Linked DNA regions of Mus musculus: region 1 is linked to region 2. Evidence: chromatin loops called from intact Hi-C (ENCODE). Cell type or tissue: left cerebral cortex. All regions are shown on one strand. Links, peaks and the distances in the headings refer to the core of each region. The heading gives the core; the rest is flanking DNA.

Evidence for each region. A loop is a pair of places that touch in the nucleus more often than their neighbours do. Peaks named below come from ENCODE experiments on the same cell type or tissue, not always from the same donor. Only the 100,000 strongest peaks of a DNase experiment are listed, where the experiment ranks them.
Region 1: a loop joins it to region 2, with 5 times the contacts of the local background. A loop is called at or near these places in 1 of 42 quality-filtered maps.

Annotation. Positions count from the first base shown.
Region 1 is chrX:20,957,814-20,966,147 of GRCm38, reverse strand. It overlaps Uxt (ubiquitously expressed prefoldin like chaperone), which reads left to right and starts at 4,170. Exons shown (of 7, transcript NM_013840.3): 1 at 4,170-4,214; 2 at 4,362-4,468; 3 at 6,129-6,210; 4 at 6,346-6,413; 5 at 6,683-6,790. The coding sequence starts at 4,371. It overlaps A230072C01Rik (RIKEN cDNA A230072C01 gene), which reads right to left and starts at 4,472. Exons shown (of 6, transcript NR_027445.1): 1 at 4,436-4,472; 2 at 4,170-4,298; 3 at 3,491-3,611. In left cerebral cortex, for the core only: a CTCF peak has its summit at 3,979; DNase peaks (open chromatin) are centred at 4,089 and 4,482; H3K4me3 peaks cover 1,554 bases; H3K27ac peaks cover 385 bases.
Region 2 is chrX:20,422,687-20,431,020 of GRCm38, reverse strand. Jade3 (jade family PHD finger 3) reads right to left here and starts at 5,333. Exons shown (of 13, transcript NM_199317.2): 1 at 5,191-5,333; 2 at 1,890-1,998. In left cerebral cortex, for the core only: a CTCF peak has its summit at 4,690; DNase peaks (open chromatin) are centred at 4,694, 5,283, 5,506, 5,677 and 1 more place; H3K4me3 peaks cover 1,889 bases; H3K27ac peaks cover 594 bases.

The DNA of each region.
Region 1 (8,334 bases), core at 11-8,010, 540 kb before region 2:
GACCCTGATATAGCTGTCGCTTGTGAGACTATGCCAGTGCCTGGCAAACACAGAAGTGGATGCTCACAGTCATCTATTGGATGGAACACAGGGTCCCCAATGAAGGAGTTAGAGAAAGTACCTAAGGAGCTAAAGGGGTCTGCAACCCATAGAAGGAACAACAATGTGAACTAACCAGTACCCCCAGAGCTCGTGTCTCTAGCTGCATATGTAGCAGAGGATGACCTAGTCGGCTATCAATGGGAGGAGAGGCCCTTGGTCTTGCAAATATTATATGCCACAGTTAAGGGAATGCCAGGGCCAGGAAGCTGGGAGTGAGTGGGTTGGGGAGCAGGGGGAGGGGGAAGGGTACAGGGGACTAAACAATTAAAGGGGATAGCATTTGAAATGTGAATGAATATCTAATAAAAAAGGAAAACAAAACAAAACAAAATTTTTTTTTTAAAAAGGCAAAGGAGGGTAGCTAGTTCAAAACCTCAACTACATATTAAGTTCAAAAATAGCCTATATATACTAAATAGCAATACTATATTTCAAAAACAAAACCAACCAAAACAGTAAGACCATGCACTCATGACCCATGAATATATAAGCCATTGAAACCGTGTAAAATGTCAGTAAAGAAGTCTGTGTCTAACTAAAATGCCATCTCAAATCATGATGGACAAAGGTGAATTTTCAAATAAATATGCTCATTTCCTAAGAGAGCAGTAAAAAGTTACCACAGACTGGCTGGTTTAAACCAATAAATTCTATTCTGTTATAGTTCTGGAGACTGTAAGTCCAAACTCATGAGATCATAGAGCCAAGCCTTTTTGAAGAAAATGTATTCTATTCCCTTTCTACTCAAAATCTATTCTATGCCTCTTTCCTACCTTCTCTAAGGACAGCAGCAATCATTGATATGCCTCAGTTTGTATTTTTGAAGTTCCAAAAATCAAGTCCAGGGCATCATGCAAGCTAGGTAAACATTCTACCACTAAGTTATGGCCTCAACCCTTTAATTTATAAACATATTACCATGCTAGTATCATTTTCATCGCTGTGACTAGACTTAACAAAAGAACAAATGAGGAAGGACTTTTTTATGATCACAAAGTTTTAGACATCCTAGCCGGGTGTGGTGGCGTACACCTTTAATCCTAGACTCGGGAGACTGAGGCAGACAGATTTGTGAGTTCGAGGCCAGCCTGGTCTACAAAGTTGAGTTCCAGGACAGCCAGGGCTATACAGAGAAATCCTGTCTCAGAAAACCAAAAAAAAAAAAAAAAATTTCAGATATCGCATTTCCAAGATCAGCTTGGTTGGGGTCTTTTTTTTTCCCCCCTTTTAGGCCTCTTAGCAGGGCAGAAAGTAATGGCAGAAGGACATCATGGAGAAAAGCCACTTATCTCATGGCAGCCAAAAAACAGAAAAAAATGGATATAGGAATATATGTGTGTGTGTGTGTGTGTGTGTGTGTGTGTGTGTTTGTTTATAAACACACACACACACACATGCCCTTGGGGTGTTACTTCATCCAAGTAGGCTCCATTTCTTATGAGCAATTCAGCTATAAACTTATCAATGAATTAATCCATTGAAGAAGTCATCATGATCAATCACTTCTCAATATTGTCACCTGCGATGGATCAACCATAACGCATATGAGCCTTTAGAGAAGACATCTCGTATATAAATAATAACAATGACCCTAATGTCTGCCAGTTTTCAGTTTTCACACCATCTCCTATGTCTTTCTCTTTGTTTTATAAGAATATTTCTCGCTGGGCAGTGGTGGCACATGCCTTTAATCCCAGCCCTTGGGAGGCAGAGGCAGGCGGATTTCTAAGTTCAAGGCCAGCCTGGTCTACAAAGTGAGTTCCAGGACAGCCAGGACTACACAGAGAAACCCTGTCTCGAAAAACCAAAAAAAAAAAAAAATTCTCATTGGTTTGGGGCCATTTGTTTAACTCAGAATGACCCCCCACCTCAAGATCCTTAATTATATATGTAAAATTTTTTCAAACATATTCTGTGGCTATATATCTAGACATCATTCTACCCGTTAAACACAGACGTTTGCAAACAGATTAAGTTTGACTTGGTGCCTTACATCTGCAATGCCAGAAGTTGAAAGGCTAGGGTAAAAGATTTTAAGTTCAAGGCCAGCATGGACTAGACAGTGAATTCAATGCCAGCCTGGCTATATGACAAGACTCTAACTGAAAAATAAAGCTGTAGATAAATATTAAATTGGGCCCATACCTTATTACATATATCCATACTCTAGATGGACCAAGATTGAAGTGTGAAAATGAAACCCTGGTTATATTTCTTTCTAGTCTGGACATGGGGAAAGCAGTCCAGACTATGTGTAACTGTGCTACACAGTCAGACACCTCAGAGGAACACAATGAGTTGATATATGTAAAATGCTCAGAACTATGTATGGAAGGGGTAAATGTTTGATGAATAGTGATCACATCTGCTCTTATTCAAAATAGCAATGGTCATGCCCAACAGTGTAAATCGTGAGACAATGCTCCCTTCCTGCAGCTTTCACATTCTTCCCACTTTGCCTTCTATTCTCTAAGACTTAGAATAATATAGGTGATTATTACTTTCTACCACCTTGAGCAGCTCTACCACAGCAACAGACACATTCCTTGCAGTTGAACCAGTTATGAATCTTCTTTAGTAACTACCTCCCATTGTAAAAAAGAAGTTTGCTATCTCTATGTCAGGAACAGCAGTAACCTACAAGCCGCCGTGCAGAGTGAACTCAGGCTGTCAGACTGGTTAGCACCGTTTAACCAGTGAGCCATTTGGATAACCTAAAAGTATCTTTTAAATTAAAGAAAAATTACATGAAATATGTTAATAAACTTAACAGACCCAACTCTAGTCTATCTAAACTGTTCTCCTTAGCAAATAAAGATTAACTAATATTATATAGCTTCCTAATATCTGCTTTAAGCACATCAAATTTACTTTTAAATACATGTAACATCAAATTTTGGTTTTGGTTTGGGGGACAAGGTTTCTCTGTAGCCCTCATCATGGACTGCATGCCACCAAGCAGAAATTCATTCAAGATAAATTTCTTAAAATTTGTCTCCATTTAAACATTTTTATGTGCTCTTATTCATTCCCTTTATGGAGGGTGAAAACCAAACAATGTGTGCAACATATATTTTTTTCAAACAGATCCCCACAGGATATACTGCCTTCCTTATAGATTAGTACCATAATCCTTGCTGGTCTATAGGCACTCTTGTGCTTTTAAAATTATTAAATGCTTAAGTGGTCTCAGTGAGTTCTTTTGGTTTTGATTTGGTTTGTTTGTTTTAAAGAGAATATGAAATTGGAGGAAAATGTGGTAGGAGGAGTCTAGGAGGAGTTGGAGGGAAAAGGGAGTGGAGATGATGAAAATATATTGCATACATCTATGAAACTCTCAAAGAATAGAAATGTTTCTAAAAGAAAAAAATAGGGACTATATAGATACCTCAGTAGTTAAGAGCACTGGCCAGTCTTATAGAGGACCCAGGTTCGATTCCCATTACCCACATGGTGCACACAAACTGTTGGTTGCTCCAGTTCCAGGGAATCCCACAACTTCTTCTGGCCTTTGTGGGCAATGCACGCATGTAGTCCATAAACATGCAGACAAAACACATAAAATAGGAAAACAAATGTAAGAGTAAGGAGGGGGGAATACAGAAATGGCTCATCAGTTAAAAACACATAAAACTTGCAGAGAATGTAAACTCCATTATCAGCACCCACATCATGGTAGCTCACAACTGCCTATAAGTTCAGTACCAACGCGCGCGCGCACACACACACACACTTCAAATTACTAATTATAAACACTTAACTCCCTCTCCCTACCTTCCTGTAAGTCCACCCTCCCTCAGAACCCGCCAAATCTCATTGAACGTCACCCAAACCAGTCTCCCGCCAGCTCGCGACGATCCGCCTGCTGGCAGACCGCGGCGTGCCAGGCCCATCTAGATCCATAGGATCCTGCTACCTCCAAGGATTCACTCAGGCCCCGCCTGCAGCCCTTCCCCTAAGTGCATCTTCCCACACGCCGGACCGCCCCTCCCATCGATTTGGTTGGCTCCCTTGCTGGAAATTACATCATCCATCCGCGCCACCCGGAAGCCGCGGCTCATACTAACAGTTATTGCCGGTGGCCCTACGGTAAACGCCGTACTCCTGTACCGGTGAGTGAACGAGTTCCAAAATCGGGTTGGGCAGAAGCAACTCCGTAGCTCGAGCCGAAAGAAGTCATCCCCAACGTTGAGTGGCTGGAGAGAATTTTGTGAAGTTTAAATAGAGCGCTCAACGTGCCCCCCCCTTTACTCCCCCAGGTGCCCGTCATGGCGACGCCCCCGAAACGGCGGGCCTTGGATACGGTGGGGGAGAAAGTGCTGCGGTACGAGACCTTTATCAGTGACGTACTGCAGCGAGACTTGCAGTGAGTGACAACGTGGGAGGCGTGACGTTTGAGAAATTTCACGTGGTGGGTGGGACAGAATGCCGACCAAACTTTCGGATTGGCCGCCCAGACTTCTGGGAATAGGGTTGACTTCTGGGCTGAGATGTGGTTGGAACTTGTCCCTTTAGCAGAGCTCTGACCTTGTTTGTTGGTTTAAAATAGTCATTCCGAACACAGGGTGTTTCTGACTAGGCCATTTAACCAATATTTATGAACAAGTTGTACCTTACTTCACCTTTGTGAACTTTATTCATCTGTGAAATGGAAAAGTTTATTAGGCCTTCTTAACGTGGTGTTTGAGTTTTAAATGTGTCAACTCCGGCACTTGGGAGCCAGAAGCAGGAGGATCTTTGTAAAGCTGAGAACCAGTCTGGGCTACAGACTAACTTTCTCAAAGGGAGAAAAAAATAGAATAAAGCCAGGCTCAAGCTCCATGGTGTGTGCCACTTCTAGTGGAGAGATGGGAAAATTCACTTGTTTAGCCAGGATTACAAGCCAGCCTTGAAAATAGAACAATATTCTATTTTAAAAAAAATCCAGTGTGGTGACACAGGCCTGCAATTGCTGTACTTGGGATAGTGTCAGGAGCAGGATGACCCAGAGTTGAAGGTGATCTTCACCTACATTCGAGGTTGTGTATAGCCTGGGCTTTGAGATTATGTCTCAAAACAAGCAAACTAGGGCCAGCAAGATGGCTTGCCTCCAACCCCATGCCCTAAGTTAGATCTCTGGGACCCACATGGTGGAAGAAAGAAAGACTCCCAAAAACCTGACCTCTGACCTCCAGGTATGTATCATGGCACCCATACATGTACACAAAATAAACACATAAATGCAAGTAAGAACACATTTTAAAAATGCAGATAAACCCCACTATTATTATATTGAGGCTGAGAGGAAAGAATTGTTTGGTGTGTTTACAAATTCAATACTTAGCCTGAGAAACTCAGATATTGTCTTGGGTAATAAAACAAATAACCTAAATAGTTGTTTTAGGAAAGGAATTTGACCCCAGTGCCTGAAATACACTAAAGACTCAACAACTGGATGATTGCTATTGCTGTCATTACTAATCTGAATAGAAAGTTAGGTATTTAGAACTAGGACTGTGTGAGCATGCTAAAAGAGATGGAGAGGTACATTTAGGGTGAAGATGGGACATTTTAATTGGCATAAGTCACTGAATAAAATGTAATATTTATAATTATAATAGGTAACAAGTATATAATGCTTACCATTTGGCTAGCATTTAAAACACTTTGTAGTAAACACTCGATTCTAATGACTCTTATGTGCTACTACGGCCATCTCTGTTTTCTATGTGAAGAAACTTAATCCTAGGTAGGTTTTCTACTTTCCATAGTCACATTCCTAGTAAGAGGTAGAGGTCAGGCTGAACTACAGTCTGACCTGTATTTATTGAAATGCCTGCTGTGTCTCTGTCTATACCCCATTGTGTGTGTTTTGGAGGAGGGGAGCACGGGATCTCACGATGTAGCACAAGCTGGTCTTGAGCTCAGAATCCTCCTGCCTCAGCCCATGAATTACATCCATGTCAACCACAACCTGACTTAAAATGCCTGGCATCTCAAGAGGAATAAGGCTGCCTAATGTTCACTGTTGTATTTCTACATATCAGAAAGGTGCTGGATCATCGAGACAAGGTATATGAGCAGCTGTCCGTATATCTTCAACTAAGAAATGTCATTGAGCGACTCCAGGTAAAGGTTTTTAAATTGGGTACCACTTTGTGTATGTGTACAAAGAAGGGAGGCGGGAAGAAACCCCAAGAACAAAACCTTATCTGCCTTTAAAATTGCCCGCTGACACCTACCTCTTTTCTCCTGGCCCTATAGGAAACTAATCACTCGGAGTTATATATGCAGGTGGATTTGGGCTGTAACTTCTTCGTTGACACAGTGGTGTGAGTATATTCTCTCCCCTCCTGAGTTTCTCCCTTTTTTCATGGAACAAGTATTTCTTAGTATTTTCTATATACAAGGCTCTAGTAGCTTTTATATTTCATTAGGATATGAGCAACATGTTGTGGGTGTGGCCAAAATGAACACAAAGTATCTGCCTTTACAGAGCCTTCATTTTGAGAAACAGGAAGGAATAGGAAACACCTTAAACCATACAGTGTGCTAAATAGTAATAAAGACTTCTTCCACTTCCTCTGACCTCTTTCCTCAGCCCAGATACTTCACGCATCTATGTGGCCCTGGGATATGGTTTTTTCCTGGAACTGACACTGGCTGAAGCACTCAAGTTCATTGACCGAAAGAGTTCTCTCCTCACAGAGTGAGTGCATTCCAAGAGGATAGTATCTAAAGCCACTACATTGGCTAAGGGTACAGGGAAGTGGTAAGAACATTTGCTTAGCATGTGTGAAGCCCTAGGTTCTATCCATATCACACATCACACAAACACATACACAAAATATATAAAAGCCAGATATGGTAGTTCACACCTGTAATCCCAGGATTCTAGAGAATCAAGCAGGAGGATCATGAATTTGAAGCAACTCTGGGTGATAAAACAAATCTCTGTGTATAAAACAAACAGAAAAAATAATAAATAGACATCACAAATTTTAATACTCTACCCTTTTCCCTGTGGCTACCTGGGATGGTACTTAGAAAAACATACTACCTTCCTCTTCGGGGCTCAGACTAAGAAAACTGAGGATGCAAAGTTCAGCCAGGGTGTCATACTAAACACTCAATAAGTACTTTTTATATTATTCCTTCATACATTTATTGAGTATCTTATGTATACCAGGTTCTGTGGTTAATGTTGAGAATATAGCAGTAAACAACAGAAGAGTCTTAGAAGCTTACATTTCTAGAACTATGTTGAAATCTCATGTACATACATCTGTGACCACATCCGTGAGATTTCAACCTAAGAATCAGTTAACAGTCTAAGAAGCTGCTTCTCACTTAACTATCTGCTCATTTTCCTGCTCATTTGTTGGTCTCTCCCCTCTCTGAACTTCATGTGCCTGTACCCACACATGCAGAGACAATGCCTTCCTCTATTGCTGTCTGCTTTATTTATTTCTCTTGAAATAGGGTCTCCACCAAACCTAAAGCTTGCCATTTTTTGGCTTCAGCAAGCACCCATGCCGGGGTCAGAGGTGTGTGAGTTTTTCCATTGGTACTAGGGATCCAATTCCCATTCTTATGCTTGAGCAGCAAATGTTCTTGTCCACTGAGCCACCTCCCTAGCCCTAACACATGCTTTAAGCATTTCCCACCTTTGGGAGCATTCAGTAGCTACTGGTGTCTGTCTGCTCTGCAGCACTTTCTCCATGTGGTTTCTTTTCTCAATACTTGATTGTCTTGCATAAATAACAAGCTCCCTGAACAAGTTCTTCTGTGATCTAACTTCAAAATTGCAACTCCTAGTGTTCTTGAATTGCACCCCCTTCTACTTAAAAAAATGACCATTAGTGTGTATATGTGCATGTCTGTGGACATATGTGCTATAGCATCCATGTGTAGATCAGAGCATAGTTTTGTAGAGTTGATGCTATCCTTCCAGGGACTCCATGAATGGAACTCAGATCCCCAGGCTCATGTGACAAGCACCCACTGAGCTATCATACCAGCCATCTTCTAATTTTTTCTCTATCTACCATCTTAGTACCTGTTAAATTGTACTGTGAAATGCCTTTCTTTCTCACGCTCATTGTCTTTTACAGTCAGATAATAAGTATCACTTACAGTTTTTTACAGGGCTGAGACTTGAAGCCAAGGTCTCCTGTGTAGTAAGCAAGAGCTCTATTACTGAACTCTATGTCCCTAGCCCAAGTTACAGGCAGTGTAAAGGAAAAAGCTTAT
Region 2 (8,334 bases), core at 107-8,106:
AGCAAACAGAAAGCACTCAGTATGTTTGCTGAATGAATTAAATAGCGGCTATATTAATGGCCACAGAACTGAGGGGTTTCATAGTATTAAAATTTGACAGAGGAAAAAGAAAAACAAAAAAACCAAAAAACAAAAAAGAAAAAAAGAAAAAAAGAAAAAAAGGAAAAAAAGAAAGAACAAAAAAAAATTTTGATAGAGGAAAGCCAGGCGTAGAGGCACACGCCTTTAATCCCAGCACTCAGGAGGCAGAGGCAGGTGGATTTCTGAGTTCGAGGCCAGCATGGTCTACAGAATGAGTTCCAGGACAGCCAGGGCTACACAGAGAAACCCTGTCTCAAAAAAAAAATTGACAGAGGAAAGAAAACATGATGAGAACAGTGAAAGGGAAAGGGTACGTCTTAAATACTTTTACATTTGGTCATGACTTTTTTACCTAACATCAAAGATTCTACTAGATTTACAAACATATGCTTGGTAGCTACACGGGGTCTTTACCTCTGGGGTCCTGTCCCTCCACCAATGTTCTGCTACACCAGTGGTTGCATCTGAGATACTCTTCACAACAGAATAGCCTTGACAAATACCACCCTCTCACTGTTTATGCTCAAATGATTTGTAAAAAAAAAGAAAGAAAGAGCAAATGAACACAAACTGCTGATAACTGGTAACCTTGGATAAAGGGAATACAGTACGCTTTTATACCAATCTTGCAACATTTTTAAAAATTATAATACTTTATCAAAATTAAGTTTCAAAATCTAGAAAAGAATAATAGCAGCAATTTTCTTAGAAGATTTCAACAGAGGGTCCAGTGTACCAGCCAAGCTGATATCACATTCTCTTGTTAGCTAGTCCAAAAACAACATTCTGGCCAAGCAATGCCCACTCTTTACAATCCCAGTGCTCAAGAGGCTGATGCAGGAGGATCATGAGTTGGAAAGCCAGTCTGGGCTACACACACACACCAGCCGGGCGCAGTGGCACACGCCTTTAATCCCAGCACTTGGGAGGCAGAGACAGGCAGATTTCTGAGTTTGAGGCCAGCCTGGTCTACAAAGTGAGTTCCAGGATAGCTAGAGCTATACAGAGAAACCCTGTCTCGAAAAACCAAAATAATAATAATAAAAATAGAAAAAAAACCTGTCTCAAAACAACAACAAAAAACCTACACTGGCTTTGGTGTCTTTGCTTATCAACAGGTATTAGAGGAAAATGTTCTCTTTGGGTAGTGGGGCATAGCCACAGCTTCTGAGTTGGAGCAGAAAAATTGTTTGTAGCTTGAAGAGCACTCATGATATCATAGATGTCTCCTATTTGCCAAAGTCCCAATATAACTTCTTTTTCTCCTTAGAAATATATATATATATTTTTAAATTTATTTTTATTTAATGTATATGAGTACACGGTCTCTATCTTCATGCACACCAGAAGAGGGCATCAGATTTCATTACAGATGGTTGTGAGCCACCATGTGGTTGCTGGGAATTGAACTCAGGACCTCTGGAAGAGCAGTTGGTGCTTTTAACCACTGAGCCATTTCTCCAGCCCCCAGAAATATATTTTTTAATTATATTGTGTTTTTTCAGATTTATTTTATTTATTTATTTATTTATTTATTTATTTATTACATATATGAGTGTTCTGCCTTCAAGCATACAAGAGGGAATCAGATCTCACTACAGATGTTGTGAGCCACCATGTGAGTGCTGGGAATTGAACTCAGAACCTCTGGAAGAGCAACCAATGCTCTTACCCACTGAGCCATCTCTCCAGCCCCTATACCTTCTTCTTGCCAGATCCTTTTTCTTCAGGGCAAATCAGGACTCCTAGGTACCCACAAGAACACGCATGTCCTCATGTTCAGAAAAACAGCACTTTGGAGTTCTTACCTCCCCTTTTCCAAGTCTAGCAGATTGGATCAGACAAGTTTTTCCCAATGACTCAGCAAAGAGGCACTTTTGATTATAGGAGCCTTGCTTCTGTTGTCTATGGAAAGACCTACAGAAAGGACAAAAATGGAGCACGGGGAGTCACAAAACAGAAAACTTAAAACAATAGTAAATTATCTGTAATGATCACCTGCTAGCACCCTTTTATTCATTACTTCTAACCATCCAACCCCACCCCACAAACCTGAAAATGCTTTAATTTTCTTAGCTACAGTAAACTAGAACAATACAAATTTGTAAATCAGCTACACGTCCCCACTTTATAAAGGTATTGGGATAAGGGGTAGGTAGCTCAGTGGTAGAATGCTTGCTTAGCATAGGCAAAGCTCTGGGTTCAATTTTCAACACCAAAAATTATGGCTAGGATACAGCCAGATGGGTATCACTGGACACCCACCTCTCATTTAGAAAAATGAGGCAAGTAAAGATCACAGTAAATTAAGCCGGGCGTGGTGGCACACGTCTTTAATCCCAGCACTCGGGAGGCAGAGGCAGGCGGATTTCTGAGTTCGAGGCCAGCCTGGTCTACAAAGTGAATTCCAGGACAGCCAGGGCTATACAGAGAAACCCGGTCTCAAAAAAAAAAAAAAAAATCACAGTAAATTATCCCCTAATAAGAAATTATCTTAATATAAATCAGCATATTCTATTTTCTTCAGCTCCTGTTTTTTCTAAGCTCCATGAAGAGGTACATACATTATGTCCCATGATAATATTCAACCTCATTTTTAGCCTTCCTCTCTGCATCCATGATCAAAGCTTCTAAGAGCTCTCTAATGTCACGTTTCCATAAACACCTGATAGTTCCTGATTCCCTCAACACCCTCAAAAATATGATTAGTTTCAGCTAAACTTCAAAGTTAAAAAAAAAAACAGGAGATGGCTTTGTATCGCTTAGAGAACATTTGTTATGGTTGGTAGAACATAAGAAAGGGATAAAATAAGCAGTATAAAAAGGAGATGGCCATACAAAATCTATAAGTCTTCAACATCCTTGTACTTTAGCTTTTACTAACTCTTATCACTCGGGTATGATAACTGCCCCTGCATTATTAGGTGTGATGATACTGAGAATCTCCTCTACAGGCCAGAAAGTGGTTCGCAAATGTTCCAAAAGCTTGTGTGTCCTGAAAACAGCCTCCAAGTCATTCCTGGGTACTTCCTTTTGAACTGCCCATGACCAAGATTCATATCCCAGTGCCATGGCTTGATTCAGAAAAGAAGAAAGAGTGTGGATCCTGGAGTTAGAACACTGTAACCTGTATTAGTTGCTAACTGAAAAAATTGTGAGGAATAATATTGTATTTTAAAGTATTTTAAAGCAACAGTATTGGAATAAGAGCTCTTCTCTAGTGAACAGAGGTGTACAGAACACATGTGAAAGAAAGGTGACAATGATGGTAACTAATGTCGAGAGCTTAATATGAATTGGGCACTCTTCAATTGAATATGAACAGCATCCCCCTCCCAACTTCTGTAATCCTTGACGGGAGAGTTTATCCTCTAATAACTCAAGTATTTGAAGTCAGAGCTCATCTAAAATAAAAAAAGAAAATGTTAGTTATGGAAGTAGAACACTCTTAAGGTTAAACAAAAAAAGAAAAAAATCTATTTTTACTTATCCAGAATCATCAGATAATATGTAAGAGCCACACTATTTAAAGGGTACAAAGGCTAGGCTCTATATTCCTACCATTACAGATGTTATAGAAATATTAAACTAAGTAAAATACAATGCTTTGTTCAAGTGGACTCTGCTGTGCTCTGCTCTCCACCCCCACTCTCCACCCTCCAGGCTGAGGAGAAATGGCTGCAGGCAAGGTATTTAAGAGAAGCACTCTGGGAAAGAAGATTCTGGTTAGGTGCACTAGGCAACGAGGTTGTGCAACCAGTTTCTACCTATTTTGTTTTTCATTACTTTTCAGAGTTTTGAGAGGAGCAGTTATCTTTATCTGACTGAACGCAGGGAATGAGGTCACCTTTTCCTCTAGGACACTGAAATCTCTGTCACCATGGTTTTTATTTCTTATACAATCAAACTGTGGCGGGTGGAGGGTGAGGTTCTCATCCTCAGCCTTACAGTTAAGTGCATCTCACAAGGCGGGGTTGGTCGACCCTTGTGCACATCTTTCCTTGTGACTCAACGCCAGTGGAGTGGTCAAACAAGTTTCTTGTGAAAGCCCTACAAGGTACGTATGTCCTAGGGCTGCAAAGAGATAAACTCTTAAGTGTATCTTCACATGCCACCATTAAGGACACTCACTAAAGAGTCCCCCCCCCCCACACTTTCTTCCCACCCCACTTTCTTCCTTACAAATAATGAACGCTGTTTGCCCTGTGTAATTTAAAGCCCAATTCCACCAAAACTCTGCTCCGAAAAGCAGGAGGAAAAGGCTGGGAGGATTAAAAAAATAAAATAAAATAAAATCGATGTGGCTCCCTCAGAGGAGCTGGAGAAAAGTTAACAACTATGCCCGGTGGCAGAAAAATCTCCCCTTAATTGGCATATCCCTGGCGATTTTCCCACCCCTAGACCTCAGGGCGATTGCGGGCTTCGAACACTCACTGCGTCCTAACAATGACTGGAGAAAGGAAAGTTCGAGGACGGAAGGGCACCCGCACTCCCACTAGGTTGGCATTTCAGCTCTCAGAGTGCCTGGTTGCTCCCCACACTGCCCGTCTTGCCCTCTCCGGACCCTCAGTATCTTCCCGCTCCGCAAGGCTCAAACAGCCAGGGTGCGCCCTCTCGCTGCTCGGACCCGGCAGCCACAGGCAGCAGAAAGAGCATGCCCTCTAGCCCCGAGGTCTGGCCCCAAGAGTCCCTGATAGCACAGGACAAGCACGGAAAGGGGCACCCGGAGGGGACTCCGAAGGGAACGGCCGCCACAGTTATGGCGCTCAACGCCTCCGGAGGTGTCCGGGAGGCTGTAGCCCAGCTCGTGTGTCCGTGTCCGCGCGCCCCCCCCCAACCCCCCGCCCGGGCCACCGGGCACAGCGCGCCACCAGCAGCGGGGCGACTGGGCACTTTACCTCAGCCCACACACGCTCTGTGTTCCGGGGCTCTCGGGGGGACCCCGGGGCAACCGCTACGTGGAGCTGGAGCGACCCCGAGGGTGGCAAGGCCGGGACCCCAAGCTCCACGCCGCTCGCGTCCCACTCCTCGAGGCCGCCACTCCCGCCACTAAACCCGCACTACGCCCACAACCTCGCTGGTGCCGAGGCCACCCTCGAGAGCGCCTACCTCCGGCGCAGCGTCTCGCTCCGCTCCTTCCTCGCCGCACACTGAGGGCCCCCTCAACGTGCCGGGCGAGTCTGGCTAGGGTGGTAACCGCCCCCTAGCCGCCTGCTTTCTTCTCTTCCCTCCCTCGCACCTGCCCCCTAATCTCACCCCGCCCTCCTGGCCGGGCCTTCCGAGGAGCCGAGGGGGCCGCCCCCTAGCGCTCTGCTCCCGCCCCCGGCCCTGGCCGCCTGGCCCTTCAGGCCTCAGCTCTGGACAGGCTGCTGGGCGGCGGCGGCAGCCGAGGCGGCGCGGAGCACTATTGTATTCCTGACACTGTGCGCTCCCACGCTCCGCCTCTTCCCTTTCCTTCCTCATCACTGCAACTCCCCGCCCCACCCCCCCCCACCTCCCCCCACCCCCGCCGGCTGCGCTCGCCCTACCCGGCTGACTCCCCGCCGTCTGCTCGCCGCGCGATCTTCTGGCGGGCTGGGCGCCGTCACGAGCGCCACCGGCTTCGAGGCTCCACCCACCTCAAGCTCCCGCACGCGCGGCGCGGCGCTTCAGGTGGGTTCTCCTCCCCTCCTGCTGCGCGCGCTGCTGCCCTGAGGCGTCCCAGCCCTGCTAGGCGCTTGGGCCAGCGAGGTGCACTGGCTCCTGCTCCGGCAAAGTCCAGCCTGAGCTTTCCCACCCTCCTGACTCGATTGTAAAGTTCTACGAGTGCAATTCGTCCCTAAACTCTAAGACGACCATTATTTCTGACGTTTAGACTTGAAGCATGGATAAATAATAAAAGCCAGGAGGCAATTGACAACACATTAATCCAGTTGTGAGCAAAAATGCTTTATGATGGGGTGGGACTTCTTGATTTCTTTTTCTTTTTTTCTGATGTCGACTTAGCCTACAGCTCCCAGTTATTCAAACCCTCGTCCAGGTGTTCCTGGGGAGATATTTTGGTACTATAATTAAAGATCGGTTGACTTAAAAGTAGGGGTCGCCGTCTTGGATAGTTTAGGTAGGCCTATCAGAATTATTTGGAAAAAAAACTTTAAACTAGGGCTGAGACAGACAGAGAGGGTTGGATAGAGAATGTAAAACTGGTGTACAGAGCGAGTTCCACTACAGCCAGGGTTATACAGAGAAACACAAACAAACAAGAAAAAGTTCACCATGAATGCCTGCTTTGGTCTATTCTATGCCCCTGCGTTCCAGCTCCCTGGTCATCTGCCCTGCAACTTTTTGTTTTGCTTAGCCATTGTCACAATTATGGAAGACAATAGCGTCAAATAAATAAGGGAGACATGATGTATAGTAGTAATATATAAAACAAGTGTACATAATTTACTACTGGTTCCTGGACCTTTGAAATACAGATGCTTGAAAACAACTTTTTTTAATTTACCTTGCTAGAATTGAAAATGCATCATTCACAATTATGATGAATTAATATAGTTATTTTCACTTATATTTCTAGGTTTAAACAGAAATGTGAGCTCTTGTATTTTGTCTGTTTTTCATATTGTAGATATGATTCTACTTTATTTTATGTAAGTCTATGAGTGGTAAAATATTTAGTCCACAATTACTGTTACAGTTGAATTATTTAAAAATAAAAATTCATGTGGGCAGTGGTGGCACACGCCTTTAATCCCAGCACTTGGGAGGCAGAGGCAGGCAGATTTCTGAGTTCGAGGCCAGCCTGGTCTACAGAGTGAGTTCCAGGACAGCCAGGGCTACACAGAGAAACCCTATCTCAGAAAACCAAAAAATAAAACAATAAAAAAAATAATAAAAATTCCACAGTCATAAAAATTCAAAGGGGTCCCATGCATCTTTCTAAGTACTTCTCAAGTTTTCTCCCAATAGTAACCTTATATAACTATATCAAAACCAAGATAGTGGCACTTGTCCAATCTGAAAAGCTCATTCAAATTTCATCAACTTCACAAGCATCCATTTCTGAGTCTGAATATATAAGTTCTACACAATTGTATCACCTGTGAGTTTCCTATGACCAACACAACAGCTCAAAGATTCCCCCTGGTACCCTTTATTAACATTCACATTTTAAGAGTTTGTCCATTGAAGGATATTTGGGCTGTTTACAACAAACTTTGCCTCCTAGGCCATGGAGATAGCTCAGTAGGTAAAAGCACTAGCAACCAAGCCTGATGACTTGATTTTGGTCCCTTAAGTTTGGAAAGAAAGAAATGAGTCTTGAAAACTGTCCACATAGGTCACACGCAGACACAGACAGACACACACACACACAGACACACACACACACATGTACGGGCACCTTTTTGGTGATATGTCTGCTCATGTTTTTTGGACATTTTCTAATTGGATTATTTCTTACTATTAAATTTGAAGATTATAATAAACAAGTCCTCAGTATGTAAATAATCAGAAAATGGATTTCCCATACACAGCTATCTTTTCATTTATTTGACAAGACATTTTTGCAGAGATCCAGTTTATCCAATTTTGCATTTATGTGTAGTGCTTTTGGTGTCATATCTAAAACATCTTCACCTGGTTTCACATGCCCTCTCTCATGTTTCCTCTAAAAAGTGTTATAGTTTTTATTTATTTATTTATTTATTTATTTATTTATTTTTAAAGATTTATTTATTATTATATGTAAGTACACTGTAGCTGTCTTCAGACACACCAGAAGAGGGAGTCAGATCTTGTTACGGATGGTTGTGAGCCACCATGTGGTTGCTGGGATTTGAACTCTGGACCTTCGGAAGAGCAGTCAGGTGCTCTTACCCACTGAGCCATCTCACCAGCCCTAGTTTTTATTTTTTAAGTCGGTGGTTTACTTTGAATTATTTTTGTTATAAACTTGGACCTAAGATAGAAATTCTTATTTTTGCCTATGAATACTTGATGACTGAAATAAAATGACTGTCTTTGCTTCATTAAATGGCTTGTGTATCTCAAAATCAATTTGGCCACGTGTATGGGGCCATTTTGGCTCTTTTGTATTCTATTTATCTACATCTCTCCTGTGAATACTAATCTTAATTGTGATAGCTATAGAGTAAGTGTGGGATCAGTCCCTTGCTTTATTCTTTTTACAGATTGTTTTGACTATCCAAGGTAATTTGCCTTTGTTGTTTTTTGTTTGTGGGTTGGTAGTTTTGTGGAGGTTTTGTTGGT